2 separate regions of the Homo sapiens genome follow, and region 2 is linked to region 1. Evidence: chromatin loops called from intact Hi-C (ENCODE). Cell type or tissue: heart left ventricle. All regions are shown on one strand. Region 1 overlaps LGR4 (leucine rich repeat containing G protein-coupled receptor 4). Region 2 overlaps CCDC34 (coiled-coil domain containing 34).

Evidence for each region. Hi-C counts contacts between places; a loop is a spot of excess contacts. Peaks named below come from ENCODE experiments on the same cell type or tissue, not always from the same donor. Only the 100,000 strongest peaks of a DNase experiment are listed, where the experiment ranks them.
Region 2: it touches region 1 in a loop (6-fold over the local background); 4 of 110 quality-filtered maps call a loop at or near these places.

The regions. Positions count from the first base shown.
Region 1 is chr11:27,388,688-27,396,687 of GRCh38, reverse strand. LGR4 (leucine rich repeat containing G protein-coupled receptor 4) reads left to right here. Exons shown (of 18, transcript NM_018490.5): 3 at 4,170-4,241; 4 at 5,523-5,594. Among named protein-coding and RNA genes, the nearest start is that of CCDC34, 29 kb to the right of the region's middle. In heart left ventricle, no CTCF peak of the experiment used is centred here; no DNase peak of the experiment used is centred here; H3K27ac peaks cover 583 bases.
Region 2 is chr11:27,338,602-27,346,601 of GRCh38, reverse strand. CCDC34 (coiled-coil domain containing 34) reads left to right here. Exons shown (of 6, transcript NM_030771.2): 4 at 5,052-5,210; 5 at 5,765-5,906; 6 at 7,567-8,000. The coding sequence ends at 7,781. Among named protein-coding and RNA genes, the nearest start is that of CCDC34, 21 kb to the left of the region's middle. In heart left ventricle, no CTCF peak of the experiment used is centred here; no DNase peak of the experiment used is centred here.

The DNA of each region.
Region 1 (8,000 bases):
GAGAAGCTACGAAAACTGTTGGCTATAGCACAGAAGTGCAAACCCAGGCATGGAATGGGAAGTGGCTGGTCTTTGCTAATAGAGGGCCAAATTCCTGCTCAGGATCAGCCACCTCTTTTTCCTCCGGAGTTGCCTAAAAAAATAAAAAAAATAATAATAAAAAACAAACAACAGAGAATGGTATGTATCCTTAACTAAGTCTCACTGAGTTTAGGGCATGCCCTACCTTTGGGCACTCAGGGAATCCCATTCTCAGCCCCTCTTGCTGGTCATCTTTGGCTATGGGAAGGATGGCACTGTAGGTCTGTTAGGAACTTCTCCGTAACTGCAGTTCTGGGCTCCTAATGCATAGTCTCTCCTTACTAGCTTTATTCTGCTAGGTGACATCTATTGATACTCAGACAAGGCTGTTAACTTGCTCAAGTCCACTCTGCCCCACCTTTTCTGTGAATTATTTCCTAATCTTTTGGTGACTACCAGAGGCATCACAATACAGGTAGAAGTGGATAAGTATTTCAGCCAGCCGGGCAAGAGAACTGGAATGCTGGCTCCTTCATGTACAAGCAGTGTGACTTATGCCAAGTCACCTAACCACTCAGGGACTCAGAAAAGCAGGGCAGTTGTCTTGAGATGATTAAAATGAAAGAATGTTTGTGTACCAGCTATCAGTATCACAGTGTCTGCAACTACTGTAGGCGTATAGTTTTTTTCTTCCAAAGAATTTGGGATTTTTTTCCTAACCTTGCTATTTATTTACTTTGCTCTTTTCTGAATCTGAGCTTTTAGACATGAAGCATCCCCAAGGTTTACTATAAGAAATACTAGCTCATAAAATAAGCAACATGTGAAGAGCTTCTGGCGGGTGCAATTACTGGAGCTGCAGAGCTTTTACCACGCTGCTGTGCTTGTTACTCATTAACACAGCAGCTCCGTAAACTTACGTAGATACATTCCTGAAGGCTCCACAGGATATGTTTACTCTACTAACAAACTAAGTAATCAAAGTAGAGTGTCCTCTTGGACAGCATTATCACTGTCCACCACATACTAGTAGTGTTTATTTCTCCAGATCGTTGGCTTGTATTTCAGGATAAGCCTCATGCAGAGCTCATTTTGTCATTTATATTAAAGATAAATAGAGGAGAAAGAGAATGCTTTTTGAAGTTAGGTGACTTTAGTTTTCTCATGGTTTATAAAACGGGCAGAGATTTGGGAAAAGGAAGCAAATATTTTGGCTAATGTGGTCAAACACTCTTTTCTGTTGACAAGTTAAGATAATCAGGTGTTCTGCATTTTGCCACTTTGTTACTTTATAAAATACTTTTTTTTTTTTATGAGCCCAGCACAATAGGCTGAACTCAAGGAAAGCCCATAGATACAAGGACATTCACAACTAATATTAGAGACAAAAGAATAATAAGAATCCTGTAACAGCCTTACTCTGTTTATAGTGTTTCTTTTTTGGAGGACTCTAGCTTTTTAACACTTGGAAGAGCAGTCACAGGGCTATCTGAGGCCCTGGGGAAAGATGGCTACTGCCTCTTATGGCTTTTATGGTGCAATTTGATCTTTTAAAATGTGACCTTTTAAGCACTTTGCATTACAGCTGTGAGCATTATCAGTTGAATTTAATGGGTGAGACCGGGGTCCCTTTGAGATTGCTTGTACCAAGCTTGCACTAAGGTAGACTTTGGGATGCTATGGCATCGGAATGGTGAGCATTTTCAAGGAGGAGCTTCTGAGAAAGCAGTTTCTGTTTCATGAATTGGCATGTTGGTGGGTGGTAACAGAAGTTTGAGATGCACATCCTGTTCTTGAAGGCATTTGTACTTGGCCCACAAGACTAATGTACAAGAAACAACCAGTAGACGGTAGCTTGTGACCCAAGTTTATGAGCTCCGAGTGTTCAAGCATAGGGCACATTTATAAGAACTGAAGCTTTCAAGAGGAGCAGCATTGCAGTTGGGTGTTTAAGGGGGTACAAATGAGGTTGCTAGGTGAAACATTTAAAAGATGTAGTGCTTTGGGAGGCCAAGGCAGGCGGATCATTTGAGGTCAGGAATTCGAAACCAGCCTGGCCAACATGGTGAAACCCCGTCTCTACTAAAAATACAAAAATTAGCTGGGCGTGGTGGTGGGCGTTTGTAATCCCAGCTACTCTGGAGGCTGAGGTAGGAGAATTGCTTGAATCCAGGAGGCAGAGATTGCAGTGAGCTGAGATTGCACCACTGCACTCCAGCCTGGGCGACAGAGTGAGACTCCGTCTCAAAAAATAAATAAATAAAATAAATAAGTAAGTAAAAAATGTAGTGATAAAGCTGGCTAGTCTAGAACCAAGAGGATTTGCTAAAGAGAAATATTTTAAAATGGAAGCAACTGAAGAGGCCTTAAAACCATCTTCTTCGGTCTCTTGTTTTACTTCTGGTGAGCCCTGGGAGGTGAAGGCTACAAGGCTGACAGCACAAAGCAAGCTGTTGTGAGCCTGGGTTATGGGGAAACCTTGAAAGGCAATGCAGTGTAGAATTTAGGTACTTGGATGCCTTGTAAGAAACAAAGTGTATGGTGGGAGGACTTTTTAGGAAGAATTTAGTTTAGGAGCATGAACTGTGCTACTTGGTGGTATCGCCTGAGAATCCGGCATTGTTATTCTTGCCATTGAAGAAATAATTCTTCATACTTACCCCTTTGGTTTCTGGGTCTTTTGGCTGTTTGCTTTTCTGTCCCCTTCCCGCGCCCCCCCCCCCCCCCAATCTTCAGTGCAATCGCCTCTGTGTTAATGCTAGGTAAGGATTACACTTCCCAGGGCAATTTGCATTTTATTAGTAACTGGAACACCACTTCAAGAGAAAATAATGCATCTAAAAGTAGAGCTTCAGGCCACAGTGACTTCACATTTTAAGGCTGGTAAAGTGTCTTTCTTGTATCCCTAAAATCAGGATATACAAGTAGAACAGATTAGAAGTGGGGGAACCTAAAGATGTTGTGTGTCTGGCACTTAGTAGGTACTCATTTTTAAATTAATGAATGAATTAATGAATAAGGCTTAGGGATGCAGAGTTTTTAGGGAGGGAATAGGAAGAATAGTGGAAATACATACCTTTTAAAGGAGGGATTATAAATGTTAAGTTTTATATATTTTTTAAATTAAAAAATTTAATTATAAATTTTAACAGAGGAATTTTAAAGGAGGACTTGGTGACTATGTGGTCCTGAGACATGTGTAGAAGAGAGCATTAAAATATATATATACATAGTTACAGAATCTAGCTGTTTAGGAGAGTATCCCTGACAGAACCAGGACCCAGGAGAGTCCTGTGTTTGATCATATGAACACACAATCATCATTTTTGAGTACACATTTGAAAACCTTCCTTCACTTCACCTGTCTACAAGTTAACTTATGTGAATCACTGCCCTGCATCCTGATTCTTCTCCCTAATATCCTCTGTTCAAGTTTTTCTTCTATTTCTCTATGCCCAGGGAAATAGGAGGAAAAGTAGGGCTCAGTATGAATTGGGTGCTCAGATTTCTTACAAAAGGATCCAAAGAATTCTTATCCTTTCCTTATTCTACTTTTATCTCCACTTGAATTTGTCATGTCAAAATTTCTTTAGGAAAACCTCTTTACTTCAGAAAAAAATATATAGGCCATTGTTTGGAAAGTTATGCTTTCAATGACTCACACTTTTTGCCTCTCTTTTGCACTGGATATGCTGCCCTTGGTTATGCAGAGATAACAGGCTGACTTTCCTCCCAAAAGCATTCTTCCTTGACAGACTGGTTTGCTCTAATCTGTATAAACACTCTTGCCTGCTGACCAGTAGTCTTGTATTTATGAGGCCCTTAGAAAACACTGCAAGCTGCAGAGTGACCATGAATAGCAAACTTAATTTGGTTTAATGTGTTTTGGCTTGCTTGACCTCACCAGAATAAAAATGTGCCTGCTTAAATTATTGTATTGGGACTTAAAAAAAAATTCTAGAGACATTTATCTCATTGGAAGATTCACAGGATCATTTTAGCAAGGGTTTAAGTCCACGTTTAATGTCAGATAGACTTGAGAAATGTTTAACATAGAGTTTTAATCACAGATTAGGTTTTTGTAAGTTCTGAATTTTAAGTCTGAATTACTATTTTTTTCTTGCTACTTTTTTTTTTTTTTTCTCTAGACAATTGGCGGGCAACGACCTTTCTTTTATCCACCCAAAGGCCTTGTCTGGGTTGAAAGAACTCAAAGTTCTGTAAGTAATGCAATTTTAGAGTTTCACAGCTGGCTGTGTATTTTCTTTCTGCGTAGTCAACATGCTTGGAACTAGGTTAAGCACAGTTTCTTTTAGTTCAGGATTAAAAGATTTAAGGAGTGGCCAGTGAGTAGTATGAGAGGCCAGAGTTTGATTTAGGCAACCCTGCATCTAGATTAACAAAAGTTAAAACTCTAAATAATACGTATTCTGACCTCCAGTATATTACGGTTGAATGTTAGGCTTTTTGGGTGCCTAATGCATTGGAGCAAACCCTTACTTCAGTTTTACTGGTAGGGTTTTGTTTCTACTTATTTTATAGCTATAAGAACTTTGAATTACCTGACTCTAAAAGGGAAAAAGGCTTACAAGTGCTCCAAATGTTAAAATAATTTTAGAGCTCAAGGGAATTCAGATGCCTACAATTTGTATAGCCAGCGAATGGTGAGGAAATAAATTCTTGGCAGTGGTCAGGAGCCTGGAGTATGGCAGATTAGGAAACAGGTGAACTGACTGCCCCCACTTCTGCCACTACCATGCTGGATGACCTTCAGAAGGTCATTAGACCTCTCTGGTTCAGTGAGCTAGGTGGGACCTTTATCTCTTCTATTCTGTGGTTATGACTCACGTCAGGCAGTCATTTTATTAATGTGACAGGAATGGCTTCAGGCAAAAAAATCAAAAGAATTTCATTTTCAGTATGGATCTATGCATCTATTTGGCAGGCCCTAACTAGTAGATGATCAAAGCTCTATTTCTCTTCTGGCCCCACATGCATTGAGGACATGCCTGCTGTTCCTTAAGAGCTTGGGATCTGCCATCCGCTTGAAAAAATTGGCTTTACCTAATGTCCATGTTTCCGGGCTCTGCTTTATTCCAATTTGAAAAGGCATTAGGAATTCCAACGGATTTGCTTATTATACCTCCCAGTTAACTTGTTATAGCTCCTAATTAACATTAACTAATAGCACCCAGGGTGATGAACATTAACTAGTGTGCCTTAATTACCAGAAACAAAACCACCCTTGGAAACATGGATTACCCAGCAAGTCTGTATTAGGGCATGGCTTGGGATAGCAGTATAGATTTCCTTTCTGGCTTTACAACAAGTGCTTCTTGAAGTTTTGCAATTCTCTTGTCTTAGATGCTTTCCACCTCCACCTCCCCCCCATTTTCCCATTGGAAATATTTTTTGAAAAAAAAAAAAAAAAGGCTCTGAATTTTTCTAAGAAAAAATGGTAACTATCACTTGTTACTCACTAACCAAAAATTTTCTTTCAGAACGCTCCAGAATAATCAGTTGAAAACAGTACCCAGTGAAGCCATTCGAGGGCTGAGTGCTTTGCAGTCTTTGTAAGTAACTTCTTGGTTTCTTGACTCACCAAGAGACTACTCTGGCTGTTAAAGATGTAAATAACTAGAATTGTAAGGAAAGAGGAGATTTATCCTTTCATCTGAGATAAAAACAGAGATAGCTAGTCAATGTTATCAAAACGTCCTTTGGTGAGGGAGAAGGAGGTGGTTCTGTTTACCTCTTCTCTTGTCTTAGAGGCTGAGAGAAAGCTACTGGGTATTCACTGCTGGGTGTACTTCCATGAACTTGTGCACTGCTGGTGATCAGCATCCCTTTGGAACCAGTTATGTGTGTACAGAAGTTTTAGTGTCTTGTGCCTTGACTGTCAAGAAACAGCCACAAAGAGGTTTCTGTTTCGTGTGGTAATGATAATCAGAACAAATCGATTGTAATTCCTCAATTTTGTCAAGGGAACTTCTCGGAAAAAATGAAAAAGTATTCTTCAAAACAAGGAACTTCATTAGCTTCTACTAGAATAATGAATACAAATTTGCATTGCCTCACTTCATGTCCTAAATACCAAATGCAATGGGACTCTGGGGCATAGTTTCTCTAAGTGTGGTACTTTGACCACACTTTGCAACAGACTCACTAGGGGGAGACTGCTAAAATGCAGAACCCTAGGCTATATCCTAGAAGTAATGCTGGTTTTCTTTTTAAAGGTAGAATTCAGAAGTCTAATTTTAAATAACAAATAATCTCCCCAGAAGCACTCTGAATAAAAAATGTTAATAGTTATCACCCTTATGTGTGCTGGTATAAAATTGTGTTTTAGCGACATCACATATTTGCATACAATTTGTCTCTTAGGTTTTGTATTATACTTTGAAATAACTGCAAATAGTAGGAAATGCACGCAAGTTAGAAAATACAGCGTGAAAATGATTGAGCTGCTTGTCCCATCAGTTTGCTAACATAAAGCCATTTTTAACGGCACCAAAGAGACATCCCTGGAAATTATAAATTATAGGTTACCATTTGATTTTAGATTAGATATTCTAGTAGTTAATGAGCAATGAATGTGAAAATAAAAATATATGCTGTAAAGTTAAACTTTAAACTGTATCTAACCCATAAACAAGGAATATCCACGGTGTTGGCCATTCAATTCTTAGTTGAAATGAAAGTTTAATTTAAGGTGGTTGTATTAAGTAGCTTCCTTCACTAAAATGGTAAGTTATGGAACATAAGGATTTGTTTTTCACCACAGCTAATTGGGTATGTTCTAGGTAGACTCTTAAAATGAATCAATGGGAATGAGTTCCCTTATAGAAATGTTATTCGGCTGACTTCACACACTCTCTCACCTCGGGTGGATATACACAGGACAAGTCATCTGACCTCTCTTGGACCTGAATTCATCAGGCATTTTAAATAGTCATGTTTTCTTTTGCTTCTTAAGAATATATTTTACTTCAAGACCTTCATATTGAATTGTCATTTTGTAAGATTTAATAATCAAAATACTCAATTATTTTGTCTAGTTTAAAGGGTAATAAAGAGAAGACTAAAATCTCATTTTCAACTGTAGAACAGAAAAATTACCAAAAAAATACAAATATTCTCTCTAATTTGTGGTCAATAAGTACATTAAAGTACGAGACATTTATTGGTAATGTAGATGATTTAAAGTGATGTTTTTCACAGAAATCATAGGTTTCTCTTTCATGTTTTAGAAAAGCATACTGTGCTTATCATTCATGGAGCAAATTGCTTAGTTTAAATTATCTCCAAAATTGGGATGAGTGTATGGAGTGGAGGTAAAACAAACTTTTTTTTAAAGGCTTTGGGATGTTTTCATATACATCAGAAACACAAAGAGCTGCTCTGTGTCAGGCCTGTTTTCTTTAAGGAGGAAATGTTCATACGTTTGTTAGTAGAGTGGGTGCAGTGGTGAAGTTAGATAGAGTTAAAGTTCTCTCATGGTGTAAAACAGTCTTATCAGCACTTGAGTCATTTTGAAAATCTGTTCTTCAGATCTGAATTACATGAAAGATTTCATTGTGGTTTTGAATAGTGCTTAAAAGAAGCAAAGTTCATTAGGGATTGAAATTGACCAGAAGTGGTTTGATGCAAGTGTATGTTTGATAATGACTATAAAATCTGAAAGCCAATTGTTGATACTAATAAAAAGGTAGCATAATTGCCTCCCATAAAGTTAAAATAACTAAAACATTACCTCAGCAGGGTATTAAAATGACATGTCATAATTATCTCCATTAGAAATTTTTTAACATCAGATTACATTTTTATTGACTATTAAAAGATCTCAAAGATTAACTTTCCTAGGTTTTTCTCAGTTTTAAAATATGTTTATAACACTTACATTATTGGTAAGTTAGAACAGAGAGAAAGGAGATCTTTTGATTATACAGGTGTTTATTGATAACAAAGACTTTCAACAG
Region 2 (8,000 bases), 50 kb after region 1:
AAGATATGAGAATTTGTATATTCAGACTATAAGTCTCTTCTCAGATATATGTATTGCAAATATTTCTTCCCATTTAACTTTTCCTTTTTTCCTTCCTTCCTTCCTTCCTTCCTTCCTTCCTTCCTTCTTTCCTCTGTCTTCCCTCCCTTCCTTCCTCCCCTCCCCTCCCTCCCCTCCTGTTTCCCTCTCTTCTGTCTCTTTTTTTTTGAGTCAGAGTCTCACTCTGTTGACCAGGCTGGAGTGCAGTGGCATGATCTTGGCTCACCGCACCTCTGCCTCCCGGGCTCAAGCAATTCTCGTGCCTCAGCCTCCTGAGGAGCTGGGATTATAGGAGTATACCACCACACCTGGCTAATTTTTGTATTTTTAGTAGAGATGGGGTTTCACCATGTTGGCCAGGCTGGTCATGAAATCCCCATTTAATTTTTCTTAATGGTATTTTTTTTTTCACTAACAAGAAGAAGCACTGATTAATGGTATTTTTTAAAGAGAAGTTTTAAATTTTGATGAATTTCCATATTTCAGTTTTTTTAATTGTTGGTAGTTTTTGTATTCTATTTAAGAAATGGCCATCAGAGAAATGCAAATCAAAACCACAATGAGATACCATCTCACACCAGTTAGAATGGCAATCATTAAAAAGTCAGGAAACAACAGGTGCTGGAGAGGATGTGGAGAAATAGGAACACTTTTACACTGTTGGTGGGACTGTAAACTAGTTCAACCATTGTGGAAGTCAGTGTGGCAATTCCTCAGGGATCTAGAACCAGAAATACCATTTGACCCAGCCATCCCATTACTGGGTATATACCCAAAGGATTATAAATCATGCTGCTATAAAGACACATGCATGTGTATGTTTATTGCGGCACTATTCACAATAGCAAAGACTTGGAACCAACCCAAATGTCCAACAATGATAGACTGGATTAAGAAAATGTGGCACATATACACCATGGAATACTATGCAGCCATAAAAAATGATGAGTTCATGTCCTTTGTAGGGACATGGATGAAGCTGGAAACCATCATTCTCAGCAAACTGTCGCAAGGACAAAAAACCAAACATCGCATGTTCTCACTCATAGGTGGGAACTGAACAATGAGAACACATGGACACAGGAAGGGGAACATCACACACCGGGGCCTGTTGTGGGGTGGGTGGAGTGGTGAGGGATAGCATTAGGATATATACCTAATGCTAAATGAAGAGTTAATGGGTGCAGCACACCAACATGGCACATGTATACATATGTAACAAACCTGCACGTTGTGCACATGTACCCTAAAACTTAAAATATAATAATAATAAAATTAAAAAAAAATGTTTGCCCACCACAAGAGGGTAAAAATACTCTCCACTGTTTTCTTCCAGAAGCTTTATAGCTTTAGCTTTACCTGTATGTCTATTTGAGTTTAATTTTAATGTATAGTATGCATTAACGGTCAAGATTCATTTGTTTGCATGTGGATATCCAATTGTCCTAACAATATTGACAAGATAATCTTTTCCCTATTAAACTACCTTTGGCACCTTTGTTTAAAATCAATTGACCACATATTTATAGGTCTGTTTCTGGATTCTAGTCTATTCTATTGATTTATATCCTGTGCAGTACCACACTAACTTGTTAGTATAGTTTTATAGTTCTGAATTTTATTATTCTTGAAATCAGATAGTGTAAATCCTCCAGGTCTTCAATTCTTTTTCAAACTTGTTTTAGTTGCCCTGCATCTTTCCATATACAGTTTAGAATCATCTTATCAATTTCCCTAATAATGCCTGTCCTAATAGTGCTTGGCACTATTGGGATTCTGCTAAATATAAACACATAGATCATTTTGGAGAAAATTCCTATCTTAATAATATCAAATTTTAAATCTATAAACATGGTTTTTCTTTCCAGTTATTTATGTCTTCTTTAATTTCTCTTAGCAGTGTTTTTTAGTTTTCAATGTATAGCAGTATTTTGTTAAATATATTTCTCAGTATTTCATGTTTTTGCTGATGAGGGCAGTTATCTTGCCTTGTTCCTGATATATAATATATATTTTATATATTTACACGTATGTACAACACAGGTTTATAGCATATATGTAATGTACACATGTTTATAACATGTAACAATGCGTATAACACAAGTAACATGTTATAGCATATATGTAACACACATGTTTATAATATATAGCATACATGTTTGTAACATGCAGCATGCATGTGTTTATAACATGCAGCATGCATGTGTTTATAACATATACATATGTTTATAACATATATATGTTTTTTTCCCAGCCACACTCATATGGAACGTTTCTGATATCACCTTGTAATTTCCATGCCTGGTTTTGATGTCAGAATAATGCTGGACTCTTAAAATGAGCTTTGATATGTTTACTTTTTCTCTGTGTTCTAAAATCATTTTTTTAAGGTTTGATACTATTAAGATATGCCACAATAATATTTTATGTTATTAAAATATGGAGTATCTTTAACTGTAATGGAATCAACTAGTGAAGCTTTCAGTGACTGGAGTTTTTGTAGGAAAGTTTTTAATTTTGAATTGTTTTTATAAGTAGAGGATTATTCAGACACTACTTTTTCTCGAATTCATTTTGGGAAGTGGCATATTTTAAGGAATTTTGACATTTCATTTAAAATATTGAATTTATTGGCATAAAATTGGTTTTAACATTCTCCCATTTTGATTTCTGTATGATGTCTGTGTGATCTGTCACTCACCGTCTCTATGACCTTAGGCAAATTAGCCTCCATGTGCCTTAGTTTCCTCCTTTGTAAAATGGGATAATAATGGTATCTACCTCACATCATGATTATAAGAATTGAGAGTGTGTACAAATAAAGTATGTAGAATGGTAACAGGCATAGTTAGCACTCAATAAATGTCAGCTGCTATAATTAAAAACAATGTAAGAACTGGTTGATTTCTTATAGGTAAAGTTGTGGAGGACAGTCATGAGTCACATGGAGATTAAGCAAGATGTACTCCAAGGTCCTTTTCAATTTGTAGATCTTCTGACAGTTTGAAGTAGTTAAAATCCAGTATTGTTCCAATGGCTATTGAGTTCTCAGCATGAAAAGATTCTGTTTCACAGCTATTGGCTGCCCAGCAAGAAGGAAATACAGCAACTTTGATACAACTTGGGGAATTACTTGAGCTTTGATTTTTTTTTTTTTTTTTGAGACGGAGTCTTGCTCTGTCTCCCAGGCTGGAGTTCAATGGCACGATCTCGGCTAACTGCAACCTCCGCCTCCTGGGTTCAAGCAATTCTCCTGCCTCAGCCTCCCAAGTAGTTGGGATTACAGGCGTATGCCACCACGCCCAACTAATTTTTTGTATTTTTAGTAGAGACGGGGTTTCACCACGTTGGCCAGCCTGGTCTCGAACTCCTGACCTCAGGTGATCCACCTGCCTTGGCCCCGCAAAGTGCTGGGATTACAGGCATGAACGACCATGCCCATCCTGAGCTTTGATTTTTAAGACCTGTCTTTCCTGCACAGCCCTGGACATATCTTGTCTATAACTGATGTTTGTTGGTTGAGTCTTCATTGAATTGCTTATATTAATGTATTCTATAAGCTGCTTTCAAGGGAAGAATTTCTTTTCTTGGCTCATAATTATTTGCCTGGGTGATATGTATGGCATTTGTATTGCATATACTTTTTATGCCTTCCAGATTTGTTTCCAAACCTTTGATAAAGAAGACTGGCTATGTCATTGGTTATTTAGAATTTAGCTGTGTTGGTAGATTATCATTTAAATAAGGAGGAAAAAATATTGAGTTATAGTCTGTGTCAAGGATCAATATTTTTTTTTCTATAAAGGGCCAGTTAATGAATATTTTAAACTTTTGGGGTCATGCAGTCTCCGTTGCAGCCATTCAGCTTTGCTGTCGTAGTGCAAAAGCAACTATAAACAATAAATATGTAAACAAATGAGTGTGGCCACATTCCTATAAAACTTCATTTACAAATACAGGTGATGGTAGATCAGATGTGATTGTCAGTGCTTAGTTTGCCACCCTTTGTTCTATGGAAGAATTATATAGCCAGAGATTTGCCTGGATGTGCCCTTACATACAGTGTTTAATGAGCATTATTCACTTCTCCTCTCTTAATTCACTGATGGCAAAGATTTATGCAAATATTAATATTGACAAACTGTCCTGGAAATATGTGTGTGTGTATATATAAAAATATATATACATATATATTTACATATACATATATATACATATATTTATATATAAATGTGTGTGTGTGTGTATATATATATATATATATATATATAGCCCCTGTTTTAGAATGAGAGTAAGCATCCATTAAAAAATACTAAGATTCAGACAATCTAACAGATTGTAATTTTTACTCACTATCATTTATTCAACAAATTTTGATTGAACACTGTATTAGTCTGTTTTCATGCTGCTAATAAAGACATACCTGAGACTGGGAAATTTACAAAAGAAAGAAGTTTAATTGGACTTACACTTCCATGTGGCTGGGGAAGCCTAATAATCATGGCAGAAGGCAAGGAGGAGCAAGTCACGTCTTACATGGATGGCAGCAGGCAAAGAGAGAGAGCTTGTGCAGGGGAACTCCTTTTTTAAAAAACCATCAGATCTTGCAAGACTTATTCACCATCATGAGAACAGCATGGGAAAGAATTGCCCCTATGATCCAGTTACCTCCCACCAGGTCCCTCAAAGATGATATTTGGGTGGAGACACAGCCAAACCATATCAAACACCTGCTTTTCACTCAGTACTGCCCCAGGCTCTGAGTGGACATTGGTGAGCAAGATCTTTGTCACTGACCTCATGAAACTTATAGCCCAGCAGGTAGACTGACATTGTACTGTTAATTGCAGGTATGTTATATATTTTCATAAACCATGTTGTGCCAACTGCCATGATATCATGTCTATTTTTAAAAATAATTGAAGTTTAGAAAATTGCTGAATGCAGCAGTCTTTCCTTAGATGAGTATAATTACTGGTATTACAATTAAACTTTATCTATTTTTATTTAAGAAAAGAAAAGAAAGAGAACAAAAAATTAATAAAGAAATGGAGGAAAAAGCAGCAAAGGAACTGGAGAAAGAATACTTGCAAGAAAAAGCAAAAGAAAAATATCAAGAATGGTTAAAGAAAAAAAATGCTGAAGAATGTGAGAGGAAGAAGAAAGAAAAGGTATTTTTATTAAAGTGACCAGTTAGAATACATAACTTTGGTGTTCATATGTGTCAACTATATCTTAGAAAAAGTATCTAATAGAAAATTGGCACTATCTTAGCATAAAATAAACACAAGAAGCTATCCTGTTACGCTGTGTTTAAACTTCAAAAATGAATATGCATTTGTAGTTTTCTTAAGTTGAGAAATAGTAAGCCTGTTGATATTTTTTCAGTCAGGTTTAAAACTGGTTGCTGTTACTCCTTTTAAATATTTTTCAGTGCATTTTATGGGAAGTCTTACTGCCATTTTATAAATTACTATTCTTTGAAAACAGCAAATACTTTTTTCTTTGTGGGTTTGATGTCTTATTGTTTTTCAGAGCCAGACACCTTAATGTATGTCCATGATCATGTTCAATATTCTACTCATATTATAAAAATATGATTCAGTATTATGGCCAGTAAGCCATTGGGGTAGGAAGCTACTGGAGAAAAAAAAATCAGTAGAATTTGAATGGAATGTATAGTTACAGAATATCCCTGGAAATATTTTGGTCTTGTCATTTTAAGGAAAAAGAAAAACAACAGCAAGCTGAAATACAGGAGAAAAAGGAAATAGCAGAAAAAAAGTTTCAAGAATGGTTGGAAAATGCGAAACATAAACCTCGTCCAGCTGCAAAGAGCTATGGTTATGCCAATGGAAAACTTACAGGTTGGTTTTTATGTTGTGTGGCTTACATAAATATGGTTTGCAGAAGCAAATATTATACTCCTTTTGACAGAAATAGAAATGTGTAAAAATTATTTTTCTTTCAAATTACTATTTTCCAGAAGATTATATTATAAACATGTCATGTTCCTATGGAGATGCTACAAATGTACTGTCATTCTCCACATTTGTATTTCTTAAAAGCAGTAGTTACAAAACTGCAAACTTATTCTTTAAAGTAGTGATTTGTAACATTAAGAAATGAATAATGTTCTCTTACATTTTTTCAGTGATAAAGCCTTAATCAGGATATATTTTAAGGGGTCGTTTTGCCTCCTCTCCTTCTAACCCTCTCTAAGGCAGAGCTTCCCATGTCCTTGGCACATTCTTTGTGTGAGGTAGAATACTAGACAGCACATGAACCAGACACAAAACCGATTGGCCTTTAGTCTTGGTCTGATTATAAAGGGTAGTGCATGTTTTTCTTTGTGCTTCATGTTGGAAGCTCATACCTTGCTGACAGCTGCCTTCACTTGTTTAAGTGATTTATTATTAAAATACTCCCATTCTGTTTTGTTCACACAATAGAACATATTCCAGACTTTGTTTTGACCATCTTGGTGAAGTGAGTGTTGGCATATCTATGCCAAGTGGGTTGCCAGTGTCTGAAAGACACATTCCTGCTGTCAGGATTAGGCCTCTCTCATATGTCACGAAGGTCATCTGTTTTAGCTACTGAGCATGTCCCGCTCCTTCTTTTTGTTTCTTGCTTGAAAAAAAGAGTAATAAGCAGTGGCTTTAACCCAGTAATTGGGTAGTAAAGTTAAAAGTTTAGGTGGGAATACTAAACATATTGACTAGAAGTTAACTGCTAAAATAATGGATTGTTTTATTAATTTTTTGCATTTTTAATGAGTTTAATTCTAACAAACAGCATATTTGTCTGCAAATGCTGTACTTAAGTTTCTTTATTCTTTATGCTCATATCATTTTTATAAATTATGAAATAAAGGAATTTTTGTGTCAGTAGTGACTGAAGGATTTGGAGATGATATGTAAAATGTTCTTCCTTCAAATGTGTTTATTAGATGGCAGACATCACAATACTTTAAACACTTCATATACATTAGCAAAAGAATGCTCCGTAACTCATAATCACAATTACAGTGATATTGTGAAATCTTATTGACACTGATTCAGAATTTCTGTGATTCTAAACAAGAACCTTGATTTACTATAACTTCATATGAAAAATAAATGTTTTTCTGTAAACTTCAGTATCTGACAAGAGGAAGCTAGTACACAATCAGTAGTTTCCCAGACTGAGTTAAGAAAATGAAAGTTTTGTTGAATTTAAGGATCATAAAATTAATTTCTTAGTAAAAATTTTATAGGAGTTTGATTTACATAGGTTTTAACACTAATGTTATTTGGATTCTTAGAATTATCATTTATGCTTTAATTTTAACTAAATATTTACTGTATTTGGAAAGTGTTACTTATTTGAAAATATCAAGGAGTTTAAGTTTCAAATAAGTCACATTGGCTTATTAGTGATAATTTGTCCATTTGACATTTTAACATTTTTCTAGAAGTTTTAAGTGGCTTCTTTGATGTCAAGAAAGTTTTTCCTTGTTTTGATCTGATTTTTCAATAATTTTAGGTTTTTACAGTGGAAATTCCTATCCAGAACCAGCCTTTTATAATCCAATTCCGTGGAAACCAATTCATATGCCACCTCCCAAAGAAGCTAAGGATCTATCAGGAAGGAAGAGTAAAAGACCTGTGATAAGTCAGCCACACAAGTCATCATCTCTGGTAATTCATAAAGCCAGGAGCAATCTTTGCCTTGGAACTCTGTGCAGAATACAAAGATAGCGTATGTGGAAAATAACATGCTTTTATCTGGAGCTATTTAATTTAAAAATCAGAAATTGTTTTTTACTGCTCAGTCAATAACTCAACACTTAATGTGATTATTGACAAATAGCAATTTTTGCATTTGTATATGGAGTCCTTAGAGTTGAGGAAGATATTTTCTGGATTTTGGTTTTTATAAACTTTTTAAGGTTGATCTTGGCATGTTGTTTTGCAGAA